Linked DNA regions of Homo sapiens: region 1 is linked to region 2. Evidence: read pairs that join two places in POLR2A ChIA-PET (ENCODE). Cell type or tissue: CD4-positive, alpha-beta T cell. All regions are shown on one strand. Each heading gives the region's core, and the rest is flanking DNA. Links, peaks and the distances in the headings are about the cores only.

Region 1 (8,000 bases), core at 1-8,000, 900 kb before region 2:
CCTCTTTGGGGTTCACAGCAGGTTGAGCAGGGTAGAGGCCCAGAGCTCCAGTGCTTCCTGAGGGGCCACTCGGGCTGATGGGGGCCTGGAAGCTCCTTGAATGCTGTGGGAAGGTGAATCGGAGGGAGGGGTCTGCTTAGGTGTTGACAGCAAAGTGGGTGGCACGTGAGGCTGCGGGCTTTCTACAGGGACCACTGCACTGGAGAAGAAAGTTGATGGTGGCGAGGCTGTATTTGAGGAGAAAGGGGGGCTGTTTTTCTTCCTATGCAGTTGGAAGTTTCTAGGAAGCCCCTAGGGTGCAGGGAGTTGTGTGTGTTGTGAGAGGGGGTCCCTGTGATGTGGACCTTCTTCTCCATTGGAGTGTATGAATAGTAACAGCTCTTCTGGGTCTGTGTGCTCCCAAAAGTATGGGGTTTTGTTTGGGGATTCAAGTATGACAAGTCACTGAAATGAAGAGGGTGGGACTCTGGACCAAAGGGTGTTCAGTTAGCTGAAAAGGGGCTTTAGGCGTTAGATGCCGTTAGGTCAGCTGGTTTCCAGGGTGACCACGTGTCTCCCTGACAGGGACTTCACCATTTCTCAGCCACCCCAGGCTCTCCAGAAAGATGCCACAGACAAGAAAAGCTCTCCCATCCTGGTCCCTCCCACTACAGGTCCCAGGTGGACAGGGGACCTCTGTGGACAGTGTCCTCAGCAGCTAGCTTAGGGCTCCCCCGTAGATCATGGGTCTGCAGGAGGCTCTGGGGCTGGGAACCAGAGGGCAGGGGCTGTGGCTGTCCCATTTTCCTGGCTTAGCTACTAGCCCAGCTCTCTGTCCACCTACTGTCTCTCTCTTCTGTGAGTCCCAGGGAAGGGAGCATTTGGAGCCCATCTAGGGAAGATCTGAGTAGTCAGGGACCTAAAGGTTACTATCCCATCCTCCCTGGGGTGGCTCTGGTTTGTTGAGTGCATTCTGCATGCCAGGCTGGCTCGTAGAGAGGTGCAGTGGTGCACAAGACACCTGTGGTGAGTGCCCTCCTGTGCCCCGTCTCAAAGGGAAGGAACAGATGATTACCATCATGAGCGCTCTAACAGGATCTCCCAGAGGGGCCCTGAACCCAGTGCAGGTGGGCAGTAGGGGCTTCCAGAAGAAAGCAGCCTGTAAACTGACCAGACGGAATGAGTGGGCATCAGCCAAGTGGCTTGGGCGGGGGTGGGGTTGGCCTTCCGGGCTGGGGGAACAGAGACCGATTGTGTGGCCCCTTGCGGTCTTTCTTGGGGAGCAGACGGAGGTGGGAAAGGTGGGCAGGGTCCGAGCCTGTGGGTGCAGCCATGGAAGGTCTCGAGCTGTGTGCTGCGGCAAGAAGCACGCGCCCTCTGTCGTCCTCTCCTAGGGCTGCCATAACGGGTGGCTTAAAACAACCGGCCTTTCTTCTCTCCCGGTTCTGGAGGCCAGGAGTCTGAAGTCAAGGTGTGGGCTGGCGGGCCGGGCTGGCTCTGCGGGCTCTAGGGGAGGGTCCTTCCCCGCGCCTCCAGCTCCTGGTATGTGCTGCCATCCTTGGCACTTCTTGGCTTGTAGACAGGGCTCCAGTCTGTGGAAGGCCTGTGTCTTCACACACGTTCTCTACGTGCGTGTCTGTCTCTGTGTCCAAAAGTTCCCCTTTCGTAAGGACACCAGTCATACTGGATTAGCGTTCACCTGAATTACCTCGTTTAACCTGACGGTCTCTGCAAAGCCCCCATCTCCAAATAAAGATCACACTCTGAGGAATGGGGTTTAGAGCCCCCATCGTGTCTTTCTGGGGGTACACAGTTTGCTCCCTAACACCCTTTCCGGGGGTCTGGCCGTGCCTGCAGTCTCCCCATCTGACCAGTCGTGTCTGTTCCCCTGCAGAACCGGGCTGTGGGTCGGCCCAAGGGGAAGCTGGGCCCGGCCTCCGCGGTGAAGTTGGCCGCCAACCGGACAACGGCAGGAGCTCGGCGGCGCCGGACGCGATGCCGCAAGTGCGAGGCCTGCCTGCGGACCGAGTGCGGAGAGTGCCACTTCTGCAAGGACATGAAGAAGTTCGGGGGCCCCGGGCGCATGAAGCAGAGCTGCATCATGCGGCAGTGCATCGCGGTGAGTGCGGCCCCCGCCCAGCCCTGCGCTCGATTCAGGCCCCTGCGTGCCGGCCCGCGTGTCTGACCGCTGCTCGCTCTGGCCGCCCCTCCGCACACAGAGAAGCCGGGGCTGTGGACTCCCCGAGAGCTCTTCCTGTGGACGGGAAGGCGCTGGCCGCTTCGCAGGCTCAGGCCTCCTGCTCCTTCCCTCCCAGGGTGCTCAGGTACTTTGAAGTTGCTGCCATTAAAGATGACAGGCAGCCTGTCCTGTCTGTGACCCCGTTGCCAACATTACGGTTCTGGGTGACGGTTCTGGGCCCTTCCTTCCTTCCTTCCGGCCCTGCCTTCAGAGTCAGAAGTCTGGGTGGAAGGTCAGCGCCCCATCTCAGGGGGCTGCCCCCAACAAGGAGTGATTTATGGTACTGAGGAGCCGCGCCCGGGAGAGCCTGGCCCGCCCCTCCACACCGCCTGGCCTCAGCTCCGGCAGTGGCCCCGCGCCGCTGGTCTCGTCCCCAGACAGGGCAGTGGACATGGACTTCGCAACGGGGCGAGGTCGCGGGGTTTGCCCTTGAATTCCCTTGTACACACCCACATGCTCTGCCTTCCTCAGGGCGCTGCTCCCCGGGGGCCGGCGGTCCTCCCTGTGGAGGAGTCATCTCCCAGTCCCCGTGGAAAAGCAGGCTCGGCTGGAGGGACGGGATTCCTCGGCCCTGGTGCGCTCATCTGCAGGCCCAGCCTGGCATAGGGTGAGCCCTTCCTCCTTGGCTGTCGATGCCCCGCAGGCCCAGACACCTCAGCCATCTCCTTCCACGCATATTTCTTGTGTTTTGTTTTTTGAAATTGTGGTAAAAAAAATACATTAATCATTTTTAAGTATGCAGTACAGTAGTATTACCATATGCACGTTTTTGGGAAGCTGATCCCTAGAACTTTTTCATTTTGCAAAACTGAAACTCCATACCCACTGAAGCTCTACTCCCCTTTCCCCTCCCTCAGCCCGGGCAACCACCATTCCACTTTCAGTTTCTAAGAGCTTGACTCCTCTCGGGACCTCATAGAAGTGGAATTATGCAGTAATTGGCTTTCTGTGATTGGATTGGCTTGTTTATAGCCCTGAGCATAAAGTCCTCAGGGTTCATCCATGTTGAAGCATATGACAATTTCCTTTTTTTTTATGGCCGATTAATACTGAAAGTGTATTTGTACCAAATTTTCTTTTTTTTTTCTGAGATGGAGTCTTGCTCTGTTGCCCAGGCTGGAGTGCAGCAGTGGAATCTTGGCTTACAACAACCCCTGCCTCCTGGGTTCAAGCGATTCTCCTGCCTCAGTCTCCTGAGTAGCTGGGATTACAGGCACCTGCCACCACATCTGGCTAATTTTTATATTTTTAGTACAGACGGGGCTTCATCATGTTGGCCAGGCTGGTCTCGAACTCCTGACCTCAAGTGATCTACCCACCTCGGCCTCCAAGAGTGCTGGGATTACAGGCGTGAGCCACCACGCCTGGCTCAACTTTTCTTTATCCATTCATCTGTTGATGGACATATGGATTGCTTTCACCTCTTGCCTGTTGTGAATAGTGCTGCAGTGAATATGGGTGTGCAGATATCTCTTTGAGATCATGTTTTGAATTCTTCTGGATATACAATTGACCCTTGAACAACACAAGGGTTGGGGCACCATCTGACCTCTGTGCAGTTGAAAATCTGCATGTAACTTTTGACTCCCCTAAAACTTAACTACTGTTAGCCCTATTGTTGACCAGAAGCCTTACCAGTAACAAAAACAGTCCATTAACACATATCTTATATGTATTATATACTGTATTCTCACAATAAAATAAGCTAGAGAAAAGAAAATATTAAGAAGATCATAAGGAAAATATATTTATCATTCATTAAGTGGAAGTGGATCATCATAAAGGTCTTCATGCTCATCATCTTCACATTGTGTAGGCAGAGGAGGAGGGGTTGGTCTTGCTGTCTCAGAGGTGGCAGAGGCAGAAGAGATGGAGGAGGTAGAAGGGGGGGGCAGGAGACGCAGGCACACTCAGTATAACTTTTGTTGAAAAAAAATCGGCATATAAGCGGACCCACACAGTTCAATCCTGTGCTGTGTAAGGGTCAACTCCATGCCCAGAAGTGGGCTTGCTGGGTCATATGACGATTCTATTTTTAACTTTTTGAGGAACCTCTGTACTGTTGGCCACCGCGGCCATCCCGTTTTACATTCCCACCACGGGTGCATGAAAGTTCCTGTTTCTTCCTCTTTTTTTTTTTTGATGGAGTCTTGCTCTGTCACCCAGGCTGGAGTGCAGTGGCACGATCTCGGCTCACTGCAAGCTCCACCTCCTGGGTTCATGCCATTTTTCCTGCCTCAGCCTCCAGAGTAGCTGGGACTACCAGTGCCCGCCACCACGCCTGGCTAATTTTTTTGCATTTTTAGTAGAGACGGGGTTTCACCATGTTGGCTAGGATGGTCTGGATCTCCTGACCTCGTGATCCACCCGCCTCGGCCTCCCAAAGTGCTGGGATTACAGGCGTGAGCCACCGCACCCGATGAAGGTTCCTGTTTCTCTGTGTCCCCACCAACATCTGTTATGTTATGGGCTTTCAGTTTGTTTTTAGTGGCCATCCTAATTTGTATGAGGTGACGTCTCACTGTAGTTTTGATTTACTTTTCCCTAATTCTTAGTGATGTTGAGCATCTTCTCAAGTGCTTATTGGCTGTTTGTCTGTCTTCTTTGGAGAAATGTCTGAGTCCTTAGCCCGTTTTTAAACTGATTTACTTTTTTCTTTTCTTTTTTTTCTTTCTTTTTTTTTTTTGAGACAGAGTCTCATTCTTTTGCCCAGGCTGGAGTGCAGTGGCGCAGTCTCGGCTCACTGCAACTTCTGCCTCCTGGGTTCAAGAAATTATCCTACCTCAGCCTCCCAAGTAGCTGGAGTTACAGGCACATACCTCCACACCCAGCTAATTTTTGTATTTTTGGTAGAGGCAGGGTTTCACTCTATTGTCTAGGCTGGTCTCAAACCCCTGACCTCAGGTGATCACCCTCCCGCCTTGGCCTCCCAAAGTGCTGGGATTACAGTGCATCTGGCCTAGATCGGCTTTCTTTTGGGGGTTTTTGTTGCTGAGTTAGAGGAGTTCTAGATATGTTTTGGATATTAACCCTTATCAGGTCTCTGGTTAGCAAGGATTTTCTTCCATCCTGTAGATTGCCTTTTCACTCTGTCAGTTCTTTCTTTTGCTGCAGAAGTTCAGTTCCACTGCTTGTGCTTTTAATTGGTACCCGAACCCCAGGACATTTCCATGGATTTCGGGGAATTTGTGAGCCATCCTGAAATTAAATGCATTTTTGTCTATGTGCATGCATGGATGTGCATTTTTTGGAGACTGGGTCCATGTGACCCATTGGATCCTATAGAATTTAAAAGAGCTTGTCTATAGCAACTGTTGGTTTTTAGAACGGTGTCACCTAAAACCCAATGTGTGCCAGTAATGAACCCGCGACTGTCTTTTTCTCTTTGGCATTATTATCTCCCAGCCCCCGTGTGCTGGGCCCAGTTATAGGAAACCTGTCTCGGGTGCCATCTTATCTTTGCAGCTCTGGTGCCTGGCACAGCGCATGCTGGTTGAAGGAAACCCCATTTTTCTACGTCTCCTACTCTCTTCAGCTTGACGTGGCTTCTGGAACTGATGGCAGATGCAGGCTTGGCCTGACCCTTGGGGTCCTTCTTACTCTTCTCCTAGCCCTTCTGCTCTGCCAGGGCACTTCTCACGTGTTACCCACCTGTGACATACGCAGCCCCACCTATCTTCCTTTTCTGGACCCTCCCTTTGCTCCGTCGCTGGGGCTGCCTCCGTAGCCTCCCCTCTCCACCATGTCCCTGCCAGTGTCATGCCGATGTCATGCTGGTGTCCTGCAGTCTGCCCCCCCACATGCGCCCCAAGCCCCCTGCCAGCCCCTGCAGGAGATTTGCCTCTGGCACCGCCTCCCATCCTGCCACCTGGCTCAGAGCCCGTTCTGCCATCTGCCCCACCCCACCACAGACCCTCTTCTTGCCGTGTGGGCCGTGCTTCACCCTGTGCCCCCCGCTGCAGTCTGGTCCCCAGACGTCCCCTTTGGCCTGGCCTGCTCTGTCCTCATTCACCTTGAGGCCCCGCGGCCTTGCCCACTTGGCTTCTCTCCACCCTGTCCTCCAAGTCCTCCAGAAATCAGCCTCTGCTGCTTCTGAGAACTCTTGAACATGATTTTTCCATGTTTTCTTTGGATTTCAGCGACTTAATGTCTTTGTCTTCCCAAATAGCTCATGGGGAGCAGCCATCTCCCTCGCTCCTGTGGCCCCAGGACCTTGTTTCAGGCCGTGGCAGATGTGTGTTTGGTATTTGTGGAAGGAACGATGACTGCCTTGCCTTCTGTGTCCTGTTTATTAGAATTCAAACATTTGCGCCATTTAATCAAGTCTTTTTCACTTACCAATGGCGTGTATATCCCAGCCTGCTTGAAGCTCCTCTGAGCAGCATAATAAAGGTTGGCTGCGTGCTTCCTCTGTCTGCAGGTGCACTGGGCGGGATGAGGCTGACCTGCCCTGGCCTCAGGGGGCTCACAGCCGGGTGCATCAAGTTCTCACACTTCGTGGTCTCAGGGACCCCTTCATGCTCTTCAAAATTATGAGGACCCTAAAGAGCTTTTCTTTTATGTAGGCTATATATTTATTAATATTGACCGTATTAGAAATTTAAACTGAGTTTGATGTGAGAGGACTTTAGCTAAAAAAAAAAATTAAAACTGATTTTTTTTTTTTTTTTTTTTTTTTTTGAGACAGAGTCTTGCTGTGTCGCTCAGGCTGGAGTGCAGTGGTGTGCTCGTGGCTCACTGCAGCCTCTACCTCCTGGGCTCAAGCAGTCCTCCCACCTCAGTCTCCCGAGCAGCTGGGACTACAGGCATTCACCACTACACTCAACTAATTTTTGTATTTTTTTGTAAAGACAGGGTTTTGCCACGTTGCCCAGGCTAGTCTCAAACTCCTGGGCTCAGGCAATCCGCCTGCCTTGGCCTCCCAAAGTGCTGGGATTGCAGGCATGTGCTATCACTCCTGGCCAAGAAATTTTTTTTTAGATTTTAAATTTATCTTAAAATAACAAGAAAACCCATGACGTGTTAATAGAAATAACATATTTTGGCCGGGCGCGGTGGCTAATGCCTGCAATCACAACACTTTGGGAGGCTAAGGTGGGAGGATCACTCGAGGTCAGGAGTTTGAGACAAGCCTGGCCAACATGGTGAAACCCCATCTCTACTAAAAATACAAAAATTACCCAGCACGCCTGTAGTCCCAGCTACTCGGGAGGCTGAGGTGGGAGAATCGCTTGAACCCAGGAGGCAGACAGAGGTTGCAGTGAGCCGAGATCATGTCACTGCACTCCAGACTGGGCAACAGAGCAAGACACCGTCTCAACAATAAATAAGAAAAAAGAAATAACATATTTTTATGAGAAATAATTACATTTTCCAAAAGAAAAATAAGAAGAATGGCGTTGTTTTATATTTTTGTAAATCTCTGTTATGTCTGATTCATTAGAAAGGACTTGGAATTGCCGGGTGCGGTGGTTTACGCCTGTAATCCTGGCACTTTGGGAGGCCGATGTGGGTGGATCATGAGGTCAGGAGTCCGAGACCAGCCTGACCAACATGGTGAAACCCCGCATCTCTACTACAAATATAAAAAATTAGCTGGGCGTGGTGGCGGGCACCTGTGCTACTCGGGAGGCTGAGGCAGGAGAATCGCTTGAACCCAGGAGGCAGAGGTTGCAGTGAGTCGAGACCGTGCCACTGCACTCCAGCCTGGGTGACAGAGCAAGACTCCATCTCAAAAAATAAAAAAAAAAAAGAGAAGACCTGGAATTTTCATATCTGCTTC
Region 2 (11,210 bases), core at 1,293-9,292:
AATCCCAGCACTTTGGGAGGCTGAGGTAGGCGGATCACAAGATCAAGAGATTGAGACCATGCTGGCCAACATGGTGAAACCCCGTCTCTACTAAAAATACAAAAACTAGCCAGGTGTGGTGGTGCGTGCCTGTAATCTCAGCTACTCAGGACGCTGAGGCAGGAGAATCTCTTGAACCTGGGAGGCGGAGATTGCAGTGAGCCGGGATTGCACCACTGCATTCCAGCCTGGCAACAGAGTGAGACTCCATCTCAAAACAAAAACAAAAACAAAAAAAGCACAACACACACACACAAAAAAAACAAAAATTAGCCGGGCGTGGTGGCAGGTGCCTGAAATGCCAGCTACTCAGGAAGCTGAGGAAGGAAAATCGTTTGAACCGAGGAGGTGGAGGTTGCAGTGAGCCGAGATCACACCATTGCACTCCAGCCTGGGAAACACAGCAAGACTCCGTCTCAAAAAAAAAAAAAAAAAAAAAAAGAGTAGTTCAAGACCAGCCTATCAACATAGCAAGACCTCATCTCTGCTAAAAATAAAAATAAAAAATTAACTATACCTGCATGCCCAGTTAATTTTTTAAAATAAAAAAAATAATTTAAAATTAAAAGTTAATTTAATTAATTAAATTAATTTTAATTATTTTAATGAATTTAATTAATTAAAAGTAATTATTGCCACTGCACTCCAGCCCAGGCGACAAAGTGAGATTCCATCTCAAATAAAGGGTTAATGACATGATGGTATGTTCATTAACGAAAATTCTGTGGACACTAAAAGTGGTTTTCTTGGCCGGTCACAGTGGCTCACGCCTGTAATCCCAGCACTTTGGGAGGTAAGGCGGGCAGATCACTTGAGCTCGGGAGTTCGAGACTAGCCTGCCAACATGGTGAAACCCCGTCTCTACTAAAAATACAAAAAAAATCAGCCAGGCATGGTGGCGGGCGCCTGTAGTCCCAGCTACTCGGGAGGCTGAGGCACGAGAATCGCTCAAACCCGGGAGGCAGAGGTTGCAGTGAGCCAAGATCATGCCACTGCACTCCAGCCTGGGTGACAGAGCCAGACTCTGTCTCAAAAAAAAATATATATATACATATTATATTATATATCTATAAATAAAATAAAAATAAAATTTATCAGTCTTTTACAGCATCTATCATTTCAGCCTGGTTCAAAAATCCACCCATATCTGAGGATTTTTTTTTAATTAATACACATTTTTAATGTTTTAAGTTGCTAAACATTTAAACAGTCAAAATCACTAGGAAAAAAATATTACACACACACATTTACCACCCAAATGAGAACACACAATCCTTCAGACAGATGCACATCTGAGGATTTATAAAGAAATTGTCCTATATTTTCTTTTAAATAAAAAGGTTAAAACTTTTGGATTTTTTACATTTACTTCTTCAATCTATCTGGAATTAATTTCATGAATGGTATGAAATAGGAATCTAATTTTATTTTTTCCTTAGGGAGAATCAATTGTTTCAATACCATTTATTGAGAAATCTATCTTTTCCCCAGAGACTGAAATGCTATTTTAATCAAATGCTCATTTCTGCATGAAACACAGGGAATACATCTCTGGCATTCATTGTGAGCACTTATCACACTCTTTATCCTAATGGCCAGTCTACCAGTCTGTCTCTTCTATCGGACTACTGAGTTTCTTGACGACAGGCACCAAGACTGGCTGACCACAGAACCTCTAAGATTGGGCACAGTGAAAGACACTATGTAATAAAACCTTGTAAAATGAAAAATTAGGATGTATAGATTAAACAAACTTGAAACCAATAATTAATCTACTCTCTACAAACCCCACCCTAACCTACTGGAATCCTATGACTAATATGAACATGCCAGATGTGCCCTGCCCAAAGGCTTCACTTTCTGATGCTTAGATATATTCAATCACCTTAAAGAATGTACCCAGGATTATTTGTCCCCAAAATTTAAAGAACTCACCTCCTAGATGAATGGGATGGTCTACATTCATCCATTTGGATTTGGGCAAAGCCACCAACACCCCTTTCTCCCTCTTCATCAGCTGCATCGTAATGGTATCACCAACAACATACTGATGTGACTCTGTGGCAACAACACTGAAACATGGACACTCATATGTAGCAGGGCAAGGAGTGAAGAGATTGGGATCTAACTGAGTAAATGTCTCAATCTCACCTCTTGAGATCCTTCTTATGCACAGAACTGTAACAGATGGGACATTTACTCCACGTCTTCTCACTCAGTGAAAGATAGTGCAGGATGCATGCCCAGCAGAAGATGTGTCCACAACGGGTTATCTTGGCTGCAGTAGGTGGATAGAGGCATATTGGGCAAGATGGCACTTCATGGCTACAAATGCGCTGAAACAAAATGCCACCAGAAGGTTCACTGCTTGAAGAACTGATTAGGGACTGTCAAAGTTTTAGGCCTCTCTACTCTCTCATCCGCATCTCTCTCATCTCTATCCCCGTACATCCTTATACTCAACATATCTTTCTAAAATTGTTTACAACGTAGGTACATGTATGATCATTTTTTTCTTTTTTTTTTTTTTTTGAGACGGTCCATCTCCTTGGTTCACGCCATTCTCCTGCCTCAGCCTCTGGAGTAGCTGGGACTACAGGCGCCTGCCACCACGCTCAGCTAATTTTTTAGTAGAGACGGGGTTTCACTGTGTTAGCCAGGATGGTCTTGATCTCCTGACCTTGTGATCCGCCCGCCTCGGCCTCCCAAAGTCCTGGAATTACCGGCGTGAGCCACCGCGCCTGGCTTTGTATGATAGCTCTTTAAGCAAAGCATCAAGGAAACCATAATAACCGTTAAATATAATAAAACTAATACACAACAGGTATGTTGGGGGTTCTACATTAAATAGAAAAAAGTGACAAATCACTATATTCCCATTTATAAAAAAACTTAATATGTATGCATAAAGGCCTAAAAAGGGTCTAGAAGTAATCTACCAGTAACTTCCAACAAAGAACGCATTAAAAAGACTTCATTTTTTTTTAATAAAACTTAAGTTTTTATGCTATGTCATTCTCAGATGATTTTATACATTTTCACAGTAGTGAGAGTTCAAGCTTTTTTTTTTTTTTTTTTTTTTTTTTTGAGACGGAGTCTCACTCTGTCACCCAGGCTGGAGTGCAGTGGCGCCATCTCGGCTCACTGCAAGCTCCATCTCCCGGGTTCACGCCATTCTCCTGCCTCAGCCTCCCAAGTAGCTGTGACTACAGGTACCCGCCACTGCGCCGGGCTAATTTTTTTTTTTAGTAGAGACGGGGTTTCACCGTGTTAGCCAGGATGGTCTCGATCTCCTGACCCCGTGATCCGCCCGCCTCAGCCTCCCAAAGTGCTGGGATTATAGGCGTGAGCCACCGCGCCCGGCGAGAGTTCAAGCTTTAAGGTCAAAAGCCCCTGCTCATAAAGAAAAAGTGCCCATCATTTTGAAATTATTATTCTTCAACAGATACCCTACTAGGACCAACAAGGGGATACCTAGAGTTTATAACTTCAGTAGAAAACACATCAGTGGCTTTGAAAGTGCAACTGAAGCTGGGCGTGGTGGCTCACGCCTGTAATCCCAACACTTTGGGAGGCCGAGACAGGTTGATCACTTGAAGCTGGGAGTTTGAGACAAGCCTGGACAACACGGTGGAACCCCGTCTCTAATGAAAATACAAAAATTAGCCAGGCATAGTGGTGCACGCCTGTAATCCCAGCTACTCAGGAGGCTGAGGCATGAGAATTGCTTGAACCCAAGAGGTGGAGGTTACAGTGAGCCAACATCGCGCCACTGCACTCCAGCTGGGGCGACAGAGCAAGACTGTCTCAAAAAAAAAAAGAGGCCAGGTACGATGGCTCATGCCTGTAATCCCACCACTTTGGGAGGCCAAGTCGGGAGGATCACCTGAGGTCAGGAATTCAAGACCAGCCTGACCAACATGGAGAAACCCCATCTCTACTAAAAAAAAATACAAAAAAAAATTAGCTGGGAGTGGTGGTGCGTGCCTGTAGTCCCAGTTACTCGGGAGGCTGAGGCAGGAGAATCGCTTGAACCTGGCAGGCAGAGGTTGCAGTGAGCCAAGATTGCACCACTGTACTCCAGCCTGGGCAACAAGAGCGAAACTCCGTCTCAAAAAAAAAAAAAAGTACAACTGGGCCAGATAGAGTGGCTCACGCCTGTAACCCCAACACTTTGGGAGGCCAAGGTGGGTGGATCACTTGCAGTCAGGAGTTCAAAAACAGCCTGGCCAACAAGGTGAAACCCCGTCTCTACTAAAAATACAAAAATTAGCCAGGCGTGGTGGCGGGTGCCTGTAATCCCAGCTACTCAGGAGGCTGAGGCATGAGAATTGCTTGAACCCTGGAGGCAGAGGTTGCAGTGAGCCAAGATCACACCACTGTACTCCAGCCTGGGCAACAGAGTGAGACTCTTTCTCAAAAAAGAAAAGTACAACTGTGTGGCTCATTCATGTGCCTCCCTGCCACAAGGCTGAGGCCTACTTTGATAGTGATTGCTACGAATGGCTGCCAATGAAGCAATGGCCCTGTAATGAGCCCAACCCAGATCAGGAGGGTAAGGGGTTACTACTTCCCAGCTTACACATCTTCAGATCAGAGCCTTTCATACACCATCCCTACAGGCCAGAGCCAATTAGTCACAAAATGGACTCCAGGAAGAACCAGGAACTGACCTCTGGGAAACATCTATAGAAAGGCCAGGCAGAAAAGGGTATCAAGCAGTGCACACAGCCAACAGCTGCTGCGTCACCACAGTGCCTTTATTTAGTGCTCCCATTCATAGCTTATGGGCTTGGCTGAGCTACTCACCACTTGTTCCACAAAGTCCCAGTTAACTAATGTATCAGGATCAGCAAAATGAGCTGTGTAGTCTTGGTCTTCAGACACCACAAATTGGCAGCTAGAAATAGGAAAGACAGGAAAAAGCTAGACTGTCAGGATCTACCAATAAACCCTCAGCAGAAATTGTCATCTATTCACTTAGAAATCAAATGCAGGCCATTAGCAGCCCTGGTTCATGAGGCACTGCACTAGGACCTCAGCCTCAGTTCTGAGCTCCAGCTCTGGAAAGAACCCAAAGACTCAGCAGGCAGAAGTCTAAATCCATGAACTGTTTTCTTCTGCTTCAAGTCCAGCCAAATTCCCCAAAGGCATCCCTTGAACTAAAATTAACCTAGACCGTGACTCCATCAAACAGCAGTAAGCCAGATTTCCTCTCTCACCCCTTAGAACCCCAGAAAATGGCTAGTCTTCAAGGCAGTTGAAAAGACTGTTCTCGGCCAGGCACAGTGGCTCACACTTGTAATCCCAGCACTTGGGGAGGCCAAGGTGGGTGGATCACTTGAGGTCAGGAGTTAGAGACCAGCCTGGCCAACAGGGTGAAACCCCATCTCTACTAAAAATAGAAAAATTAGGCCAGGCATGGTGGCTCACACCTGTAATCCCAGCACTTTGGGAGGCCGAGGCAGGTGAATCACGAGGTCAGGAGATCAAGACCATCCTGGCTAACACGGTGAAACCCCGTTCTACTAAAAATACAAAAAAAATTAGCCGGGCATGGTGACACGCGCCTGTAGTCCCAGCTACTTAGGAGGCTAAGGCAGGAGAATCACTTGAACCTGAGAGGCAGAAGCTGCAGGGAGCCGAGATCACGCCACTACACTCCAGCCTGGGCGACAGAGGGAGACTCTGTCACCAAAAAAAAAAAAAAAACAGAAGACTGTCATTAGTATTTGAAACCAGTTCATCAGTTCATATAAAGTACAAAACGGTTACTTCAGTCTAGATCCAAAGTCAAATCTTCAATTATGACTAGGGCCACACAAAAGGAAACAAAAGGGGATCATATTTGAGCAAATGTATGCCAAGCACTTCAACTTGTCATTCAATTGTCTCTTAAGAAATTTTCTCTTCCTGGTTGGGTGCCGTGGCTCACGCCTGTAATCCCAGCACTTTGGGAGGCCGAGGCGGGTGGATCATGAAGTCAGGAGATCAAGACCATCCTGGCTAATACGGTGCAACACCATCTCTACTAAAAATACAAAAACAAAATTAGCCAGGGGGTGGGCGCCTGTAGTCCCAGCTACTCGGGAGGCTGAGGCAGGAGAATGGCATGAAGCTCCGGGAGGTGGAGCTTGCAGCGAGCTGAGATCGTGCCACTGCACTCCAGCCTGGGTGACAGAGCAAGACTTTGTCTCAAAAAAAAAAAAAAAAAAAGAATTCCTCTTCCTGGCTGGGCATGGTGGCTCATGCTTGTAATCCCAGCACTTTGGGAGGCCGAGGCAGGTGGATCACGAGGTCAGGAGTTTGAGACCAGCCTGGCCAATATGGTGAAACCCCGTCTCTATCAAAAATAAAAATAAAAAAATTAGACGGGGGTGGTGGTATGCACCTGTAGTCCCAGCTATTCGGGAGGCTGAGGCAAAAAAATCACTTAAACCCGGGAGGCAGAGGTTGCAGTGAGCCGAGATCACGCCACCGCACTCTAGCCTGGGTGGCAGAGCGAGACTACATCTCAAAAAAAAAAAAAAAAAAAAAAAAAAAAAAAAAAAAAAAAAAAAAAAAAAAAAAAAAAAAAAACCTTTCCTCTTCCTTATAAAGGAGAGGCTAAATCTCAAAGCTGTTAAGTTACTTAAGGTCAAAGGCCGAAACAAGATTCAAATCTAGGTCCAATTCCAAACATGTTTTCTACCTTATCATGATACTAAGTTATTTAAGCATTATATTAAGTACCAAAAACATCCACCTGGAAAGTGGGTAAAAGAAAGGAAGGGCGGGGCAGTGGTGAACAGAAAAAGAACGAGACCAATTCCCTTTCTGCTTCTTTCCCACAATAGCTTAAAAAAAGCCTCTCACAGAGGCACCACAGCTATCCGGAGAGTCCTACTTTCCCTTTCCTCTGAGGGGTAGCAATACTCACTTGGCCTGTAAAAAGAGTTCCTTGTTAAAAGGCTTATGTCCCCACTTGTTCCTCTTTCCCCAGCTACCATGTCCACTGCCTTCAAAGTGACCCGTCTGGCCACGGGGTTCAAAAGTGAAATTCAACAAGTGGTTCAGGTTGATCTTCTTAGGACCAGAGAACTGGGCAGGGCTAAACTCTGCCCGTTGAGCCTCTGCTACCTAGAGAGAATGAGAATGAATCAGTATTTCAGATTAGGATGACACTGATTTATAGCAGAAACCCAAAAAAAACCCTCCTTTTACACAGCTTTTTTTTTTGAGACGGAGTCTTACTCTGTCATCCAGGCTGGAGTGCAATGGCACGATCTTGGCTCACTGCAACCTCTGCCTCCCAGGTTCAAGTGACTCTCCTGCCTCAGCCTCCTGAGTAGCTGGGATTACAGGCGTGTGGGATTAAACCACACCCAGCTGATTTTTGTATTTTTAGTAGAGACAGGGTTTCGCCATGTTGACCATGCTGGTCTCCAACTCTTGACCTCAGGTGATCCACTCACCTCAGCCTCCCAAAGTGCTGGGATTACAGGCATGAGCCACCTCGCCCGGCCAGGAAGAGGAATTTTTTTTTTTTTTTTTTGAGACAGAGTCTCACTCTGTCACCCAGGCTGGAGTGCAGTGGCGCGACCTCAGCTCAAAAAAAAAAAAAAGTATGTAGCATTTCCTCTTATGCAGTCTTCCTCCTAAGATGTGCCTGCTTCCCGTTCTCCCGCTGTAAGTTCCCTGAGGGCTCCCCAGCCATGTTTCCTGTACAGCCTGCAGAACTGTGAGTCAATTAAGCCACTCTTTTTCATAAATTACCCAGTCTCAGGTAGTTCTTAATAGCAATGAGAGAATGGAGTAATACAGTCTTTAAAAATAAATACAAAGCTAGGCAACGGTAATGCACACCTGCACTCTCAGCCACTCAGGAGGCTGAAGAGGGGCACTTGAGCCCAGGAATTCAAGGTTGCAGTGCACTATGATACACCTGCAAATAGCCACTGCACTCCAGCCTGGGCAACAGGGTGAGATTCTGTGTCTAAAAAATAAAATCTAAAATTTAAAAATAAAATCAGGATGGGTGACCAGGAATAGTAGCTCATGCCTGTAATCCCAGCTCTTTGGGAGGCTGAGGTAGGCGGATCACCTGAGGTCAGGAGTTCAAGACCAGCCTGGGCAATATGGTGAAACCCCATCTCTACTGAAAATAAAAAAAAAAACTAGCCGGGTGCAGTGGCAGGTGCCTGAAATACCAGCTACTCGGGAGGCTGAGGCAGGAGAATCGCTTGAACCCGAGAGGCAGAGGTTGCAGTGAGCCAAGATCACACCATTGCACTCCAGCCTGGCATCAAGAGCAAAACTCCATTTCAAAAAAAAAAAAAAAAAAAAAACACTAGGATGGGCGCAGTGGCTCACATCTATAATCCCAGTGCTTTAGGAGGCCAAGGAGGGAGGATCATTTGAGGCCAGGAGTTTGAGACCAGTCTAGACAACACAGGGATCCCATGTCTCTACAAAAAATTTAAAAATTAGCCAGGCTTAGTGATGCATGCCTGTGGTCCCATCTACTTGGAAGGCTGAGGTGGGAGGATAATTTGAGCCCAGTAGGTCAAGGCTGCAGTGGGCCACAATCATGCCACTGCACTCCAGCCTGGGCGACACCACAAGACCCTGTCTCAAAAATAATAAATTAAAAATAATTAAATACAACTGGTGGTATACCATCCAGTCAGATAACTTCCTTTTTTATATTAACAACCAAGCTTAAAAATAACGCCGCATTCTGGGCCGGGTGTGGTGGCTCATGCCTGTAATCCCAGCACTTTGGGAGGCTGAGGCGGGCGGATCACGAGGTCAGGAGATCGAGACCACCCTGGCTAACACAGTGAAACCCTGTCTCTACTAAAAATACAAAAAATTAGCTGGGCATGGTGGCGGGCACCTATAGTCCCAGCTACTCGGGAGGCTGAGGCAGGAGAATGCCGTGAATCCAGGAGGCAGAGCTGGCAGTGAGCCGAGATCACGCCACTGCACTCTAGCCTGGACGACAGAGCGAGACTTCGTCCAAAAAAAAAAAAGCAAACAAAAAACAAAAAAACGCCACATTCTCCACATTCTGTTTGCTTGTGCAACACAGGAAGCCCAAGACTTCCAGGTCATCCCTTATTTTTCATCTCCACATGGCTCTGATCTCTTTAATCAAACGGTCTTCCACCCTTAATGCCCCAAACTTAGATCTAAGAGCTTGTGCTCAGTCAACAAAATCCTCCACATTCTCAACCTTTTATCATCTTCAGCTTGTCCTAGCTGGCCCACTGTCACTTTCTCTGACGCCACTCATACTTCCTGATTATCCTCGCAATACCCTGAACTCCAGGTCCTTGACCTCCTCTCTTCCAATTAGCTTGCCCCTCCCATCTCAGCCAACCACACCTACAGGTTTCCGTTCTACAGCTGTAATGTCCAACACAGCAGCCAGTAGCTACATGTAGCTACTAAGCACTTGAAATGTGGCTGTACCACGTGGTAAACTTTTAGATTTTAGATATATTGAATTTAATATATTAAACATATTAAAATGGACTTTTTACTTCTCTAGCGCAGGCAGCTAGAAAATGTATGATTACACACATGGCTTGATCTATTAGACAGGAGTGTTCTATAGTCTAGACCAACAACCACAACCTCTTCCACTATCTTAACTTTGAGCATTCTGTTGTCCAGACCGGAATACACTCCTTCCCCAGGTTTAGTCCTGACTCCAACAATTCTTTACCCCCACTAGGACCTCCAAATCAATGATCCAACCCCTCAGATTTGGCTTAGATCCTGTGGTCCACTGCCCACTTCCTTTTTTAAATTTTTATTTATTATTTATTTATTCACTTATTTATTTGGAGATGGAGTCTTGCTCTGTCGCCCAAGCTGGAGTGCAGTGGTGCGATCTCAGGTCACTGCACCTTTCACCTTCTGGGTTCAAGCAATTCTCCTGCCTCAGCCTCCCAAGTAACTGGAATTACAGGCACCTGCCATCACGCCCGGTTAATTTTTGTATTTTTAGTAGAGACAGAGTTTTGCCACATTAGCCAGGCCCGTCTCAAACTCCTGGCCTCAGGAGATCCACCCTCCTTGGCCTCCCAAAGTGCTGGGATTACAGCTGTGAGCCACTGCGCCCGGCCCCATCACCCACTTCTTCATATATCTGCTGTATTCACCTGGCAAAACCTTCCCCTGATTAATTCAACTCTTTTCCTATTCCACATCAGCCCTGCAGCAGACAAACAGGGCTAACAAATACAACCACAGCAACCAGCCTCACCACAGTAGACCCTCATGTGCCTGGAAGTACTACAATCCTAGTACGCTTCTGCAGTCCATTCATTCCCTCACTTTCCCAGACAACTCCTTCACTCCTCAGGCTTCCAAATCTCCTCTTGGCTCACCTTAGATATTCCACTGAGAAAATTAGAACAATCAGAAAAGAATTCCAACTACCTCCGAACCCACCTCCATCACCAGGCCTTCCTTTTGTTACTGGGGATGAACTGGTAGAGTTCCTATCTAAGACAACTGCTCCACTTCTCACTAGATCTCAAGGACTCAAGGACATTGCTCAGCAATTCTCTCCCTTTTCCCCACATCACTTTGCCTCTCACCAGGACCATCCCATGAGCACAGACATGTTATCATTTCCCTAATCTTAAAATCCCTCAGCCGGGCGCGGTGGCTCATGCCTGTAATCCCAGCACTTTGGGAGGCCGAAGCGGGCGGATCACAAGGTCAGAAGATCGAGACCACCGTGGCTAACACGGTGAAACCCCGTCTCTACTAAAAATACAAAAAAAATTAGCCGGGCGTGGTGGTGGGCTAATAGTCCCAGCTGTAGTCCCAGCTACTCGGGAGACTGAGGCAGGAGAATGGCGTGAACCCAAGAGCGGAGGTTGCAGTGAGCCGAGATTGCGCCACTGCTCTCCAGCCTGGGGGGACAGAGCGAGACTCCATCTCAAAAAAAAAAAAAAAAGAAAGAAAAAAAATCCCTCAAGCTCATATTCCCTTCAAGCACCGCCTCACATCTCTGCTCCCCTTTAGAGCAAAGCCACTGAAAAGTACTGTGTAAATTTGCTGTTTCTTCTTCCCATCCTCCTATTCTCTCCAATCTACATGCCATTTTCAAATCGAATGGTCAACTTTCAGTCCTATTCTTAACCTATCAGCAACACTTGACAAAACTGATC

What was found. Peaks named below come from ENCODE experiments on the same cell type or tissue, not always from the same donor. Only the 100,000 strongest peaks of a DNase experiment are listed, where the experiment ranks them.
Region 1: POLR2A ChIA-PET joins it to region 2 with 11 read pairs; 2 of 35 experiments call an interaction of 5 or more read pairs at or near these places.

The regions. Positions count from the first base shown.
Region 1 is chr12:121,447,218-121,455,217 of GRCh38, reverse strand. It overlaps KDM2B (lysine demethylase 2B), which reads left to right. Exons shown (of 23, transcript NM_032590.5): 13 at 1,874-2,098. Among named protein-coding and RNA genes, the nearest start is that of MIR7107, 6.9 kb to the right of the region's middle. RefSeq lists enhancers at 1,480-2,293, 2,294-3,108, 5,640-6,140, 6,141-6,641. In CD4-positive, alpha-beta T cell, for the core only: no CTCF peak of the experiment used is centred there; DNase peaks (open chromatin) are centred at 2,367 and 4,287.
Region 2 is chr12:120,548,447-120,559,656 of GRCh38, reverse strand. RNF10 (ring finger protein 10) reads right to left here. Exons shown (of 17, transcript NM_014868.5): 3 at 6,959-7,158; 4 at 4,849-4,939; 5 at 2,191-2,375; 6 at 1,975-2,111. Among named protein-coding and RNA genes, the nearest start is that of RNF10, 20 kb to the right of the region's middle. In CD4-positive, alpha-beta T cell, for the core only: no CTCF peak of the experiment used is centred there; no DNase peak of the experiment used is centred there; H3K27ac peaks cover 295 bases.